Regions from separate parts of the Homo sapiens genome. Here region 2 is linked to region 1. Evidence: read pairs that join two places in POLR2A ChIA-PET (ENCODE). Cell type or tissue: OCI-LY7. All regions are shown on one strand. Links, peaks and the distances in the headings refer to the core of each region. The heading gives the core; the rest is flanking DNA.

Evidence for each region. ChIA-PET counts read pairs that join two places held together with the same protein. Peaks named below come from ENCODE experiments on the same cell type or tissue, not always from the same donor. Only the 100,000 strongest peaks of a DNase experiment are listed, where the experiment ranks them.
Region 2: POLR2A ChIA-PET joins it to region 1 with 5 read pairs; 2 of 35 experiments call an interaction of 5 or more read pairs at or near these places.

The regions. Positions count from the first base shown.
Region 1 is chr7:152,154,959-152,163,300 of GRCh38, forward strand. It overlaps KMT2C (lysine methyltransferase 2C), which reads right to left. Exons shown (of 59, transcript NM_170606.3): 43 at 7,159-8,342; 44 at 3,905-4,114; 45 at 1,247-1,388; 46 at 952-1,099. Among named protein-coding and RNA genes, the nearest start is that of GALNT11, 130 kb to the left of the region's middle. RefSeq lists an enhancer at 4,004-4,063. In OCI-LY7, for the core only: no CTCF peak of the experiment used is centred there; a DNase peak (open chromatin) is centred at 4,023; H3K4me3 peaks cover 1,603 bases; H3K27ac peaks cover 3,522 bases.
Region 2 is chr7:153,692,347-153,700,688 of GRCh38, forward strand. No RefSeq gene overlaps it. Among named protein-coding and RNA genes, the nearest start is that of LINC01287, 280 kb to the left of the region's middle. In OCI-LY7, for the core only: a CTCF peak has its summit at 3,063; no DNase peak of the experiment used is centred there.

The DNA of each region.
Region 1 (8,342 bases), core at 168-8,167:
GGAGAAAACTTAGCCATTGACTTGATCGGCCCTTATTTTTCTTAACTGATAAAGTGAGGTGAGAAAAACAAAAGACTGGTCCCTTCTGTTGAGTTCAAGTTTGAGTCTACCAGGCCAATTGTGAGGTCTCAGACTAAGTTCCACAACCCTGTGGAACTGCTGTCTCCCACTCCTCACGCAGAGAAGTAGCTGTCATGCAGGAGACCCAAGAAAGGCTGGCCTACTGAGGTACAGTAGAAAGAGGACCTGGATCCTCAATTGGGACAGATTATTCTCCACTTCGGTCCAAAGTTTCCCCATTAATAAAGTAAGGGACTTAGGTTAAATAAATGTCTCATCAAATAGAGGGTAGTGGGCAGATTTTCCAAAGAAGAGATAATTATTTGATGAAGTTGTAAGAACCCTCTGGATCTAAAGAGTTGGCTAGCGATCATCTACTAAGGGAACTTGATTCTCCCCAATTAGAATCTTACAGTTAAAGAACTGACACAAAGACATCAAACCCCAGACAGTTCTTAAACTCTCTTCCACGACGGCGTTCTCTGATATAGCAACTTCTGCTCTTTCATTTTAGACATCTACAAACAACAATAAACCCAATAAATCACATTAATACCCTTTAAAGGACAATGATTTCTGAAATATGTTGCATGGAGATTTTCCACTACCTTCATGTCTATTAGATTATTTAATTAGATTAAATAATCTAATACTTAACTGTCTATTAGATTATTTAACTCTCTATATGATGTAGGCTTAAAAAAATGCAAACTAATTATGTTTAATGGTAACAATGTCTTATAAACTTTAAATCCTGAAGATTATTCACCAAATTGTACTCTTCAAATGTTTTTACATGCTATTCCTAAAGACATTATGCCACATACATACATTTATTTTTTTTAAAAGAAGAAATAACTAAGAATTATTTGAGAAAAAAATAACCTGTACCTTAATTCTTCCTGATTGTTATGAGGTGGTGTTGGGAGGGAGGCTGGCACATCAACTGTCTTGGGGCCCTGAGCAAGAGCTCGGGCCAACAAGTCGTCCTGGGGTCTGAAGGGCAGCTGAAATGGTTTAGGTCCTAGAGTTTTGGTAACTGGAAAAGCAAAAACACAAAACCATAAATACATTCAGTCAATATTGATAAATGGGTAGAACTTTACAATTCTATTGCCATTTCACAATACACAACTGGCAGAGGCACATTTCTCCGAGGTGTGAAATTTGGAGGCTATAATCATACCTTCATGGCTCACTAACACTCCGGCTTTTCCAGCAAGTTCTTCAGTTGTTGCAAAACCATTGGCCATCTTCTGACAAGCCATAGGAGGTGGTGTAGGAGGAAGAGAGGCAGGGGGTGTTGGAGGATTACTTAAATTATTCTGCTGCAGGAGACCAAAAAATTTAAATTATATGCTACTGAGCGAATATGCAATGACCTTGCTAAAACGTAGTTCTGTGAATTTTTTGCACATAGAAGCAAGGCTACAGAAATGTAATCAAGATGTATCTTGCACACCAAGAAAACAATACCTACAAGGCCAGGAGGCTTCTTAGTGGAACAGATACTCGTGATTTTATGGACATACCAACTTGCTTACTTTACCCAGCTTGACTACTTAAGCTCTGAAATTAAGAAGCTAATTTCCTTTCTACCTGATTTTATTTATGCAATTCTTCAAGTTTCGTGGTTATAGCTAGTGAAGGATAACTTTAAAATGCAATCAAGAAATTGCAAAATATTATCAAAATATCCTTTAAGTTCTCATTAAGATATGCCCTAGTTCTATGAAAAACTTAAGAATTTCTGGTCTTAAACTTGTAATACAACTCACATCCGAGATATGAGAATCTGGATTGACTAAGACCTTTAAAAGAAGCAACAGTACTAATGCTACTACTAAAGTAACTAAATCATTAATGTAGTTCCTCTTCAGACACCTCTCCCAGCTTAACAGTTATCACCAATTTGTCATTTACTGATTAGTCTCTCAAGGAGAGACTTGGAATCTACCAATAACACCATGCAAATCAAGTGCAAAGTCAAATTACAAATTTTGCAAAGATAAAGAATTTCATGAGGATGATAAAATAAGGTTGGAGAACAGCTTATGAGTTAAGATAGTTTTTTTTTTTTCTTTTTGGAGACAGAGACTTGCTCTGTCACCCAAGCTAGAGGTAGAGGGCAATGGCACAATCATGCTCACTGCAGCCTTGACCTCAGGGTGTGGTGGTGCATGCCTGTAGTCCCAGCTACTTGGTAGGTTGAGGCACTAGAATTGCTTGAATTTGGGAGGCAGAGATTGCAGGGAGCTGAGATTGCACCACTGCAATCTGGCCTGGGTGACAGAGCGAGACCCTGTCTCAAAAAAAAAAAAAAAACCTACAATAGTCTAGGAATTACTTGTAATTAATACCTAAATTATTAGATATACTTAAAATTGTTTAATTTCATTTTTCAAGGTAAACTACTACTTTTTTTAAATCCCCACCATTTACAATGATTTTTGAATTCATTTTAAGTGTTAATAAAGGTTATAAGGAAATAAGGATTTCCACTACCATGGAAGTACATAATAGATATTTCTTGCAATTTGTATTCTTACCTATAAAAACAACTTCAAATGTTTATGCTAGAAATACTTCACCAGGTAAAATTTTAACCCTGTAGCTGAACTTAAGTTTTAATAAAACTTGGAAGAGTAGATGTAAACTAAATACAAAAATAAGACAAGCTCTATCAATTCTGACATGTTACCCAAAGATGAAGCAAGACAACACCTTGGCAGAGAAACATACCTTGTAGATCAACTGAGAATAGTAGTCCGAAACCCCTTCCAGGGTAGCACTGCCAAAAGTTCCTAGAAGTCGATTCCCACTATTAAATTGGCCACTGCCATAAGGAAGAAAGTGCGCAAAGTTCACTCCAATGATTGGTTCCATTAGAGGGAGCAGAGAGAGCTGCTATTAAAAAACACATTTAAGAGTAATGTACATGATAAAAGGAACTCAGTGTAGCTCAACTTTCTAAGACCCGAAGCAACTTTGTTGAATAAGGCTTCAGAAAAATGAGACTTAAAATTTTCAAGTATCAAAATGCTGGAGTAAGTGAGAGAGACTACAGACCTTTGAGACTTAAAAATAAGCTCTGTACTAAATGAATGCTGCCAGGCATCTAACAAGAAAAACATATTTCTTATCTATGCTCAGCAAAAACTGGGGCATCAACTGAGGCTGGGTACCACCAACAGCACTGTTAGCAACTGTCTCCCACCTTCTGTAACAACCACAAAGGTGTAGAACAGAATTCACAATGTGTTTCTTTGGATTCAGAGTCACAACAAAGTACTGAGGACAGATTTTTTTCTTGGTACTGAGGCTACTCCTTATGAACATAAGAAAATCTTGACTATCACCTATCAATCCATTTGTATTACCGTAAATTTCAGATGCCAATAGGATACGGTGCAATTCTGCTTGGAAAAAGTCTACTAGGTTCCTTGTCCAGATGTCTTTTAGCATTTGATCTCTCGTGTCCTTGAATTGTTTGTTTTTTTTTTGTTTTTTTTTTTGAGACACAGTCTCATTCTGTCACCCAGGCTGGAGTGCAGTGGCACAATCTCGGCTCACTGCAACCTCTGCCATCCAGGCTCAAGCAATTCTCGTGCCTCAGCCTCCCAAGTAGCTGGAATTACAGGCGTGTACCACCACGCCCAGTAAATGTTTGTATTTTTCGTAGAGATGAGGTTTTGCCATGTTGGCTAAGCTCATCTAGAACTCATGCCTCAAGTGATCCACCTGCCTCAGCCTCCCAAAGTGCTGGGATTACAGGCATGAGCCACTGCCCCCAGCCTATATCCTTGACTTTTAAAAGAGGCTGCTCTAAATGACTCACCCTCACCTGTTTCAAGTGGGTAAACGTGTCAGTGCTAGAGTACATAGCTTGTTTCTCCTCTTCGTCCTTTTTCCTTTTCTTTGAGCGAGGTGCTGCTTTCTCACCCGTCCTCTGAGTCCGTTTGCTTCGCTGTTTCTTGGTTTCACTTCCTCCATCTGTTTTTGGCAACTGGTTGCCACATCCAAAACCACCTTGCATTTGAGCCCCCAAAGTTTGCTAATGTAATTGGAAAGGGTAAAAAATAAGTGAACAATTTGCATATTTGGTTTTTAGTTCATGCAGTGCCAAGCTATGACGCGTCATCCTAACATGGCACTAAAAGGTATTAAATAAGTAGGGAAGATAGAGTGGTGTCAATGCTGGTTTTCCAAAAACACCATCCTTTTCTTCAAACGTTATTCTCGAGTATGGAAATCAGTAAGCTGCGAAGCTTGAGGAAAGAGCAGAACTCATTAGTAAGGCCACAGCCCTTTCTGGCAAAGCATTACCCCTCATGCTGACCTCCCTGGGGCTGGGGAACCCCTTATTCCTGCTTACTTACTGCAGAAGGGAAGGAAATGCTTGTAGATGGCTATAGGAGCCTCTGCATAGTGGTCTTGGTGAGTTATTTTTGGTTCCCCTTAGGAACTAGTGAAATATGAGGTGTGCTGAAACAATTCACAGGCTCCAGAAAAGCTTTACAGCCTATGCATCTTAGGTGAGAGAACAGATAGCACCAGACAACAATAAAAAGAAAAAACACTGGTTCTTCAAATTAGTTCACAACCGTATTTGACTGAAAAATAATGGCCACATACTTAAAGTCAATGGGAGAGAACGTAGATGATAACAAATAAACCTTTTCTTTATTTTTATCATTACAAAGTGAGAATAAGCCAAGCCCTGAAAAGGCCTTTAAGGGTAGTCCTATCAGTACCTTAAAACACAGGAATATTTTCAGGCTCCATTATTTCTAAATTTAACAGCAGTACTCTGCTATAGACGATTATAGTAGCTGAACTTACTGTAATGAATTCTGCATTGAATCTCTGACGGTTCTGAAAATTAGTTTCCAGTTATATTCTAAATAGTTTAGCGCATGGATGGCAACATTTTTATGTAAAGAGCCAGATGATAAATATTGTAAGCCTCTGTAGGCCATACAGCCCCTGGCATAATTACTCAACTCTGCCCTTGTACTTCAAAAGCAGCCATAAACAATTCATAAATCAATGAGCTTGGCTGCGTTCAAATAAAACTTTTAAAATTCACGGACAAATTTGAATTTTGTATAATTTTTATGTGTCACAAAATACTACTCTTCCTTAGATTTTTTTTCAACCATTTAAAAATGTAAAAGCCATTTTTAGCTCATGGAGGGAGGCGAAAGCAGGCTTAGACTGCTCATCTCCAGGCTAGTTCTGTGGCTCTCAAGGGGTCTCCAGGGCGGCAGCAGCATCTAGAGCTGGTCTAGAAATGCAGATTATCTGGTCCCACCCAGACCTGCAGAATCAGAAATACCGGGGCTGGAGCCCAGCAATCTTGGTTTAACAAGCCCTCCTGGTGCTCCTCACACTTTAGCTTTGAGAATCACCTGCCTAGAGCAGTACTTCTCCCCTTCAGATGCTCAGGAATCACCTGGGGATCTTCCTAAGTCTACATTCTGAGAAGCAGGTGTGTGGCGGGAGATTCTGCATGTGTTACAAAGCTCCCACCTGATGTGGATGCTGCGGATCCCCAAGGACTGCACTCTGAGTGGCAAGAACCTAAAAATTAATTATATATATATATTTATATATTTATATTTATATATATATTTATATATAGATGTATATATTTATATATATTTAAATCACTATATATTTATTTAAATCACACTTTAATTTGGGGGGAGGGGCTACTTTTTAAACTTGACGTGGTTGTTCCCCATGCCATTAAACATTCTTACACCCACAAATTTTAATATAAACATGCTCAAAATGTAGTCTACGTCCTTCAAGGAGCTATTTAAATAATGTTAAGTGGTACAACAGAAATCGCTATGTGAGAACACGAGCATCAACACATATTTGAGATTGGGAGAGGTGAGAAAGGTATCTGGAAAAAGATGACTCAAGAACTGCATTTCAAAAGATAAAAATATATTGTCCAGACGTATATAAGAAGGGAGAACAGAACAGGCAGAAGCAGCAGCATGTGGTATACATAGAAGGGTAAAAAGACAGAAGGCTGCAAGTTATTCAGTACTCCTCAGGGTATAAGATGTCTTGGAGAAAGTGGATGGAGACTGTGCTGGAGAGTTGCCTATATTTACTGGTGACAACTGTAAAAGCATAACCAGTAAAATTTACAAAAATTACACAAATCTATCAAGTCAACACTCAATCTCTACTGAATGGTCAAAGACAAGAAAAAAAGCAACACTTGCAAAAAGATGAGCTTCATTAACAATCTTAAAATGAAAAAACTGGACAACTAAATATACCACTCAACCCTTAATTAAAATATGAAAATGAAATCCAATTTGAGAAGCTCTCTAGGGACAGCTTTATGAATGCACTGGTAATGGCACTGCACCTTCTGAAAGATAAACAGGCAAGAGCTATTAAGCAGACCAATTCCCATGACTCAAACTCCAGTTTTGGAACTATCTTAATGAAGTTAACTGAAATAAAGGGGACAGATTCTTGTAAAGGTATATTTACAAGTTAGCTCTTCATGTAAATGAAAAAAAAAGCAAATTAAATGTTAATAACTTAAAACTGATAGAAAATTGATACATGGAAAACTACAAAACAGTATCTACATGTAACATTACATTAAGTATCAATACAACACTGTAACCACACAATAGCTTCCCAGTGTGGTATCCCTAAGAGTGCCAAGGGTATTAATAGGGGTGCATGGGCTATCCTCTGCATTTTAAAGAGGTTAATGGAAATTAATCACTTATTTACAATAAAGTACATAGACATTTACTTACTTTGCTTTAGTCATATCAACTCAATGTGGTAATAACCAGTTGCTACACATCACGTTATATATGAAATGCAATACATGCCTTTGCTTTTTAAAAAATAGTAAACAAATTATTATTTAATATAGTTTAGATATAAGTAAAAACATGGGTTCCAGAGAGGTAGAAATGACAAAATAAAAAATGGTCCTTTAGAATAAAAAGGTTGTAGAATAATGTGGAAATACAGTTGCTGGTACTAATCTGCTGTAAGTATAATTTAAAACAAAAGAAAAAAGTTGTCGTTTTTATGATTTACACTTACCAGTCCTTCAGCTGGGTTCTGCTTCTCAACTAGTTTATTATCCTTTGTACAGTCATCTTCTGAACAAATACTGCCCTCAGGTTTTTGATTCAAAAGAGAAGATGACTTTTTATTTTTCAACAAGTGTTTCAGAAGTTCATTCCCTGAGTCTCCTTTGGCAGCAGGGGCCCCAGCAGAATGGGGAGGACTCTGTGCTGAGGAGACAGGACAGGCTACAGCGTTTCCTTCTACCTTACTACCATTCTGTTCCTCCAATTTAGGCTCCTCTTGGCCTGGGCAGGACTCTGTCTCAGCCTTTTCCAGTTTTATCTCTTCTGTTTTGGCAGGGGTTTCCATGGAGAGCTTGTCTACTTCTGAATTTGCATACGTCTGTTGATTTGGAGTTGCTTGTGAGAAATCACTATTGGGCAGTTTGTTCTCTAATTCTGTACATAGCTGGCCTGCTGCCATATTGGGAGTGGATGGGCCGACTGGTTCCACCGACTCTTGGTCGGCTTGTTGAGGAAGCTCACTGGGTGTGCTCACTGCAGGAGTAGAGGTAGTTTCTGAGATGCCTGGAGTCGGTGGGGCAGTTATATCTGAATGGGGAGTTGATGGAGCCTTGGTGGATTCTGCATCATCATCTCTTTTCTTCTTTCTTGTTCTTTTCTTTTTCCCTTTTTCCTCTGGGATTATATCAGAATACAACTGAATGAGCGATTGGGTTGATCCCGGATAACTGTGTCCATGGGTTATAGTAGAATCTTGGCCACATGGGAGACTGCTATTAGCTACTGGAGGTGCTGCTGGTAAAGCAGGTGTAAAAGAAGGCCTCACTGGGGACTGCTGGAAGCTGGTCCCAGAAAGATTTCCATGTCCCTGCTTCACAGAAGAAAAATTTGGGCTTCCAACAGGGATTGATGGTGAATCAGGAACAAATGAAGGAGGGCCTACCTGCCTTCGCTCATTAGTCTGCATGAAAGTTTGGGTGGAGGGTGAATTAATTGATCCTTGTTGTATATTCTGCTGCTGTAAAACCTGCCCCATTTGCTGTTGGTGTTGTGGAGACTGCTGAAGGGGTCCTAGAGGTTGCATAAAATCACAAGGTAAGTCGGAACTGTAGAAGGGAATCTGGGACACAGATGTCCTACTACTACTTATCTCAGAGCCCACCATACCATGCTGCTCCATTTCCATCCTCTGCT
Region 2 (8,342 bases), core at 223-8,222, 1.5 Mb after region 1:
CCCCCTTTGCCTACACAATGGTAAGAATGACAATGCAGAAGAGAGGCTCCTCTTCCTATGGATTTGCTTCAAGGAGGTCAGGGCTGTCAGTGGTAAGTGATTTTCTACTGGGTTCATCAGTTATTGTACAAAAGTGTGGCTTTCCTAGCTCTCTTGCCAGACTACAGACATTAGACAGAAGGTTTAGAAATTTTATTTTATTTTTCCAACAGTTTTGTGAAAAGAAAATAGAAGCAAAGAAGAATCCTGTCTAGCTGCATCCAAACCCCTTTTCCCAACATAATGCAACAGATACGAATTTTGTGGAAAGCACCATTTAAGGGGCTGTGCCAAGGGGTGGCGTGGGAGTCAGGCAGGACTGTGTTTCACTCCTGGTTGCACCAGTGATTACCTGTGGGATCTTCCAGACATATATAGCCTCACAAAATCTCATTTTGTGATTTAAAAAATAAAATCATGCCTTTTTTTTTTTTTTTTTTTTTTGAGATGGAGTCTTACTCTGTCACCCAGGCTGGAGTGCAGTGGTGCAATCTCAGCTCACTGCAACCTCCGTCTCCCGGGTTCAAGCAATTCTCCCACCTCAGCCTCCCGAGTAGCTGGGACTACAGGTGCCCACCACCACGCTGGGCTAATTTTTGTATTTTTAGTGGAGATGGGTTGTCACCATGTTGGCCAGGCTGGTCTCAAACTCCTGACCTCAAGCGATCCACCCACCTTGGCTTCCCAAGGTGCTGGGATTACAGGTGTGAGCCACTCCACCTGGCCTGCTTATTCTTTCCAAGTGTGGAAATAGGAGAGATAATATTGAAACCCTTAACACAATCTTAGTCACATCATGCACGATGGATAAATGTTCCTTTTACCCTTGGCTTCTGTGGGTTCATCAGCCATATGGTATAATTTGGAAGGTAAAACATGGATATCAAACCCTATACTAGAATGTCTGGCATATGTCAGTAGCACCTAGAATATTTTGTTTGCCTCTCTCATGTGGATAATTAAGTGTTCCAGTTTTCAATACAGAGTATAAGGCCTCTTCAGCATAATCTCTCCAATAATTAAATGGCAACTTGAAATATGTAATAAAAGAGTTTTCTAAATTACTATGATTTGATTTTGACCTAAAGGAAGTAATGTAAGAAAAAAGAAAAAACATTTTAACCACAAAGCTGAACATGAAACAGGCTGCGGAGGCAGCTTTTTGTGGGCGTGGGAAATGAGCATGGGGGAAGTGAAATGTATCAGGTCATAGGTACTATTCTACCTATTACAGCACCCAAGAGAATTTAAAATGTATATTGACACAAAAAACCTGTACAACTCTTCATAGCAGAGTTATCCATAGTAGCAAATAGGTGGAAACAGTCTATGTCTGTATTAGTCCGGGTTCTCTAGAGGGACAGGACTAATAGGATAAATGTATATATGAAATGGAGTTTATTAAGGAGAATTGACTCATACGATCACAAGGTGAAGTGTCACGATAGGCCGTCTGCAAGGTGAGGAGCAAGGAAGCCAGTGGTGGATCAGTCTGAGTCCCAAAACCTCAAAAGTAGGGAAGCCGACAGTGCAGCCTTCAGTCTGTGGCCAAAGGCCCGACAGCCCCTGGCAAACCCTGGTGTAAGTCCAAGAGTCCAAAAGCTGAAGAACTTGGAGTCTGACCTTTGAGGACAGGAAGCATCCAGCACAGGAGACAGATGAAGGCCAGAAGACTCAGCAAGTCCAGTCCTTCCAACTTCTGTCTGCTTTATTCTGGCCACACTGGCAGTGATTAGATGGTGCCCACCTAGACTGAGGGTTGGTCTGCTTCTCCCAGTCCATTGACTCAAATGCTGATCTCCTTTGGCAACACCCTCACAGACACACCAGGATCAATATTTTGCATCCTTCAATCCAATCAAGTTGACACTCAATATTAACCAACACAATGTCTGTCAGCTGACAGAGGGATACTCATTAGTTATTTTTCCTGATCCTCTCACTCCTCCCACCCTCCACCCTCTGATGGAACCCAGTTTGTGTTGTTCAACCCAGGAACAATACTTTGCATCCTTCAATCCAATCAAGTTAACACTCAATATTAAGTAAGTAAATATTGAGTATTTAAATAAAAGAAGCCAGTCAAAAAAGGCCATATGTTGTACAATTTTATTTCTATGCACTGTTTAGGCCACTGAACTGATAGGGGAAAGATATTAGTGGTAGCCAAGTATTGAGGGGAAGGAGATCCTGGATAGTGACTACTACTGAATATGGGGTTTTATTGGAGGGGGAATGAAAATGTCCTGAAATTAGTGATGATGGTTGCATGACTCTGAATATACTAAAAACCACTAAATTATACACTTTATGTTATGTAGATTGTATCTGTTATTTAAGAAAATATGGCCCGGGTGCAGTGACTCACGCCTGTAATCCCAGCACTTTGGGAGGCCAAGGCGGGTGGATCACCTAAGGTCGGGAGTTCAAGACCAGCCTGACTAACATGGAGAAACCCTGTCTCTACTAAAAAAAAAAAAAAAAAAAAAAAAAAAGTTATCTGGGCGTGGTGGCACATGCCTGTAATGCCAGCTACTCTGGAGACTGAAGCAGGCGAATCGCTTGAATCCAGGAGGCAGAGGTTGTGGTGAGCCAAGAATGCGCCATTGCACCATTGCACTCTAGCCTGGGCAACAAGAGTGAAACTCCATCTCAAAAAAAAAAAAATATGAAAACTTTGAGAGAACTTGCAGACTAAATTCTGATTGAATACCCCAGACAACACATTCTCAGAGAACCACTGAAAATGCTCATTAAAGATTCATTTTTCATCAGTCTATTGAGATTTGTCATTTGTAGTTTGTTTCTTGAGTCAAGGAGAGACCATGTTGCAGAATTCAAGAACATATATTTTTTAAGTCAAGCAAGCCTCAGTTCAAATTCCAGCTCAGCTCTTACTAACCAAGTACCTCTGGGCAAGTTATTTTGCATTTGCAGTCTGTTTCCTCATTCTAATGTGAAAATAACTGTAAAAAGAAAAGAAAAAAAAAACCTCCTTCATGAAGGTGTTGTGAGGATTAAGTAAAAACATATTTGGAACATATGCTCTCATTAGGGATGACACTGTACTGCCCCCAACAGGGTGAAAATTGGCTCTTGGAGGGGGCAAAAATTTCTGTTATTATGTGTTTTGTCCCTCCAAAACTAGCCCCACTGACAAAGTCTTATTCCTTAGTATTTAATGTGATGAAGTTGGAGAAACAATTAGGAAAAAATTATCTAAAAAGACTCCTTAGGGAGGCGATTTTTTAAAAAAGGTTGTAGCGCTTCTTTCCTCATTAGTTGATTGGCTCAATAGAAACCCTTAAAATCACTATTTTTCATCACAGCGGTGTTTTCTTCTTTGTTCTTAAGTTGAAACAAATCTCTGTCCAAAGTTACTAGCTGCTGGCCTGTTTGAGGAATAAAGAGCATTCTGCCAGCAACCCAAATCCTGTATTTCCAGCAAAGTGACATTTGACTCAAAAAGGGGTCAAAGCAACAAAGAAAGCAAATCCATATAATTTGTATGGCTCTTCTAATTTTCTATCAGGTCCGTGAGCCCTCTGGTTTCTTCAGCTGAAAGGTTCACTGTGCCACGTCTGTGGCCCCTAAACTGCCCTGCCCCAGCTTGAACTGGCCCAGGTAAGTGACTGCTGAGGGAGATACTATTCAGCCTGATTGCAACATGGAGCCTGGACCTGAAGCAGAAGCAGGTGTGCTTGTGACATGAGAGGGGGGCACGGAAGTGCTAAATAGAGAAGGGCGGGGTCCCTGGCGAGAGCTCCACCTGGGGCCTGGGCCCGCAGACCTAAGTGAGGCCAGGCACTCCTGTTTCCACACCCAAATATTGCATCTTCCAAGACCACTCCGGCCTGCCATGTCCCCATCCTGTGCCTATAGAAATCCCGAGATCCTAGCGGGCACACACACACAGGCGCTGGACGTTGAGAGGAGCAGAGGAGTGGAAGAGCACACCGACAGGCACCAGCAGACTCTGGCAGGTCATCGATGGCAGGAGGGCATGGAATTCAGCCAGGGGCGGTTAGAGGAGTGTCCAGCCACTAGGCGGCCCAACTCCAGGGAAGACCCCTTTCCAACACCATCCCCCTTCTGGCCTCCCCATGTACCCTTGCGAGCTACCTCCGCTCAATAAGACCTTGCACTCATTCTCCAAGCCCACATGTGATCTGATTTTTCCGGTACACTAGGGCAAGAACCTGGGATACAGAAAGCCCTCTGTCCTTGCGATTAGGCAGAGGGTCTAATTGAGCTGATGAACGCAAGCCACCTGCAGACGGCTAAGCTGAAAGAGCACACATGCCCACTGGGGCTTCGGGAGCTGTAAACACTCAATCCTAGACGCTGCCATGGGGTTCCAGCCCAAAGACTCTCCCCATGACCTGCCCGTCTGTATGCTTCCCCTACAGATTTGAGCAGCTGGGCACCAAAGAAGGGAGCCACACCTCCTATGGTATGCCCTATGAGTGGAATAAGGGAAAACTCCTCCCGTTTCACTTAGTGCCCTAATTTCCCTTCCTGCTGCCTCTGTCCATATTCAGGGTCTTCAGGGCACTAGCTCTTTCCCACCAGTCTCCCAATTAGCCTTTATTCCTAGCTCAGCAAAGTTTATGCTTAGGATGGTAAATTCTAAGGATGGAATACATGCATCAAACACTAAGAAAGTGAAGCCTGTTGGCAGGGATTGGATTCTTATCTAGTTAAGTATTCACTTGTGTAAATCCAAACCTCATGGACATTTTCAGAATCAACATCTTTTTTTTTTTTTTTTCTGAGATGTAGTTTTGCTCTTGTTGCCCAGGCTGGAGTGCAATGGTAAATCTTGGTTCACAGCAACCTCCGCCCCCCAAGTTCAAGCTATTTTCATGCCTCAGCCTCCCAAGTAGCTGGGATTACAGGCATACGCCACCATGTCCAGCTAATTTTTGTTTTTTTTAGTAGATACAGGGTTTTACTATGTTGGTCAGGCTGGTCTCGAACTCCTGACCACAGGTGATCCACCCATCTCAGCCAGAATAAAAATCTTAATGATCACTAATCAATTCATTGCCTTAACAACTTACCTCCAAGAACAACATAAATTTGCTTTAAACATGGACTGTGGTAAAGATGTTTGCATCTTCTAATTAAGCTGTGTTTCATTCAGCAAATCTGTTTTGAGCCGTAGCTGCGTGTCAGCTTTATTCCAGGCACTAGGGATACAGAGATGTCAAGGACAAGACAAATACGTCATTGGCTTTATGGGACTTACATTTCAGTGTGTTGTGGGGTAGGGCTATGTGGGTGTGGGTGTGTGATTTGCACTCTCAGCTATGCCCTAGTTATTCTTACTGCTTCAGGAAAAGGACCGCACATTTTATGGAATAAATAACAATAAAATATGTCAATTATGGAGTGTATATCAAGTGCAATGATCTATGCTAGTTGCTTTCAATCTGTTATTTTATTAATTATTGTAACAATTCAAATCTTTGGCATAAATTTTGTATCATTAACACATTAGACAACAGTCGCCGAAATGTTCACTAAACTTCCCAAGGTCAGCACCAAGTGAGTGGCTGAGTGAGATGGTGAATGATCAGCTCTGTCCCACTTCCATGAACCTCTGAACAATGGACACGTGAAGTTTCTGTGGGACTTGAAGAAACAAAGTGAGTGAAAACGAGTTTCACCTCTTTCACAATCCAACACGCCACCCCCAACTCCCCGCCACTGACAACCAGAGGCTGGCAATTTTTGAGTTGGGCATTTTCTCAACAGTTGAGCAGGAGTGTGATATTCCCAGAGAGATGGAATTGGGGGCTGTGCACACCGCAGCTGCGGGCCCCAGGAAGGACAGATGGTCCATGCCGTACGCTGTCTGCTTGTACAGCTCAGCAAATACATTTTCCTTGACTTTAATTGCACCCGGCAGACAGGGACAAATACATTTGCTTTGCTTTTAACAATACTTTGGTGGTATCTGGAGCATGCATGAGCATGGCAGTTAAATGTTCCTCTATTCGCTGCTCTGAAAAGGGAGCCTACGGCTTGGTTGCTTTCTCAGTCTCTTCTCTCTCTCTCCCCCTTCATATATATATATATAAAATATATATATATTATATATATAAAATATATATATATTATATATATAAAATATATATATTATATATATAAAATATATATATTATATATATAAAATATATATATATTATATATAAAATATATATATTATATATATATAAAATATATATATAATATATATATAAAATATATATAATATATATATAAATATATATATTATATATATAAAATATATAAATATATATATATTATATATATAAAATATATATAATATATATAAAATATATATATATTATATATATAAAATATATATATATTATATATATAACATATATATGTGTGCACATCCTGGTGTATATAATTTAGCTTCTCTTCCTCTCTGAGATTGGTAATTTTTTTATTTTTCTAATTTTTATTCTGGTATAATTAAAATGTAGCAGATATTACATTTAAGAGTTCCATGTGCTTTGCAGATGTCCATCTAATCACCACCAAAACAACATGTAAAGCATTTCCATGACCCCAGGGAATTTCTCCATCACCCTTTCTGGCCAATTCTTCTCAACTCCTAAAAGCAACCACTTTTTGATTTCCATCATCATAAATAGCTTTTGCTCTTGGAATTCAATATAAATAGAATCATACAACTTTGTGTCTGGCTTTCTTGGGTCCGTAAAATATTTTTGAGATTCACCACCGATGGTGCTTAAATTGATAGTTCATTCCCTTTATTGGCTGTGATATATTTCAGTGTATAAATAGTCAACATTTTAAATCTATTTTCCTGTTAATGGGCATTTGGGTTGTTTTCTGTTTGGGGCTCTTTTGACGAAAACTACAACACACATTTGTATACAAGTGATACTTGAGGACACTCATTTTTCATGAATTTATTGAGAAGCAATTGACACAATACAATGAAATATTTCAGATGTATAATTAGACCAAATTTGACAAATAAAACCATCACGACAATCCAAATAATGAACTTATCCACCACTCCACCCAAAGTTTCCTGTGGTTCCTTGCAGTCTCCATCTCCCTGTTTTGACCTGCACCATCCACAGTCAACCACTGAATGGCTTTGTGCCACCATAGATTCACGTAAATATTCTGGAATATAAAAAGGAATCATAGGCCGGTTGTGGTGGCTCACTCCTGTAATCTCAGCATTTTGGGAGGGCAAGGCAGGCAGATTGCTTGAGCTCAGGAGGTCAAGACCAGCCCGGGCAACATGACGAAACCTCATCTCTACAAAAAATTCAAAAATTAGCTGGGTGTGGTCACTCATGCCTGTGGTCCCAGCTACTCAGGAGGCTGAGGTGGGAGGATCATTTGAGCCCAGGAGGTCGAGGATACAGTGAGCTGAGATCACATCACTGCACTCCAGCCTTAGTGACACAGCTAGACCCTGTCTCCAAAAAAGGGGGGCAGAGGGTGAATTATAGACTATTGTTTTATCAGCCTTCTTTTATTGAGCCTGATAATGTTGAGACTTAAAAAGGTTATTGTGTCCATAAATTGTTCTTTCTTTTTCCTTGTGAAGCAGTATTCTACTGTGGGATTATAATGTTTCTGTTTTTCTTTTTAAAACTTTTTAAACTTTTTTTGCTAAGGAAATGCTGGTGTTATTTTTACTTCAAAGATAATCACAATGAACACAAACATTTTAGCGGATGATGTTGGAAAGCCTGCCTGGAGAAAGACCAGCAGCGCAGGCTTCATTTTAATCACCAAATACATCAATATTGGCAAAAGAAAGCTTTTAGATTGCTAAATTATTCTTCCTTGCATTGTCAACTGGAAGCTAGGGTTCTTTCTGGTGAGTCAAATGAATAGTATCACCATTATCATCCTCATTGATCCTCACCCATGATGTGGGCCGTGATGAAGCCAAGCTCAAGGGGCAGCTAGCATTCAGTATCGGAGGAGCAGAGGCCCCGCAGCTGGAATCATTTCAGGATCTGAGACATGCTCAATAGGTGAAGCCTCAGACAAATGCTGGGGTCAGGAGAGGAGACGCCAGGAGACTAGTGGGTTGAATGCAGAGTTGGAGTTGTGGTGTGAAGATAGTCAGAGGATATGTGTGTCTGTGTCTGTGTGTATGTGAGAGAGAGCGTGTGTTTGTCTTAGGAAGCGTGTGCTCCTTTGCCTTGTATATGATCTTACCTGGCTCCGTGATATTCCTACAAAGCCTTTTGCAGGAACTGCATTTGTCTCACACCTCACAGGCTGCAAGG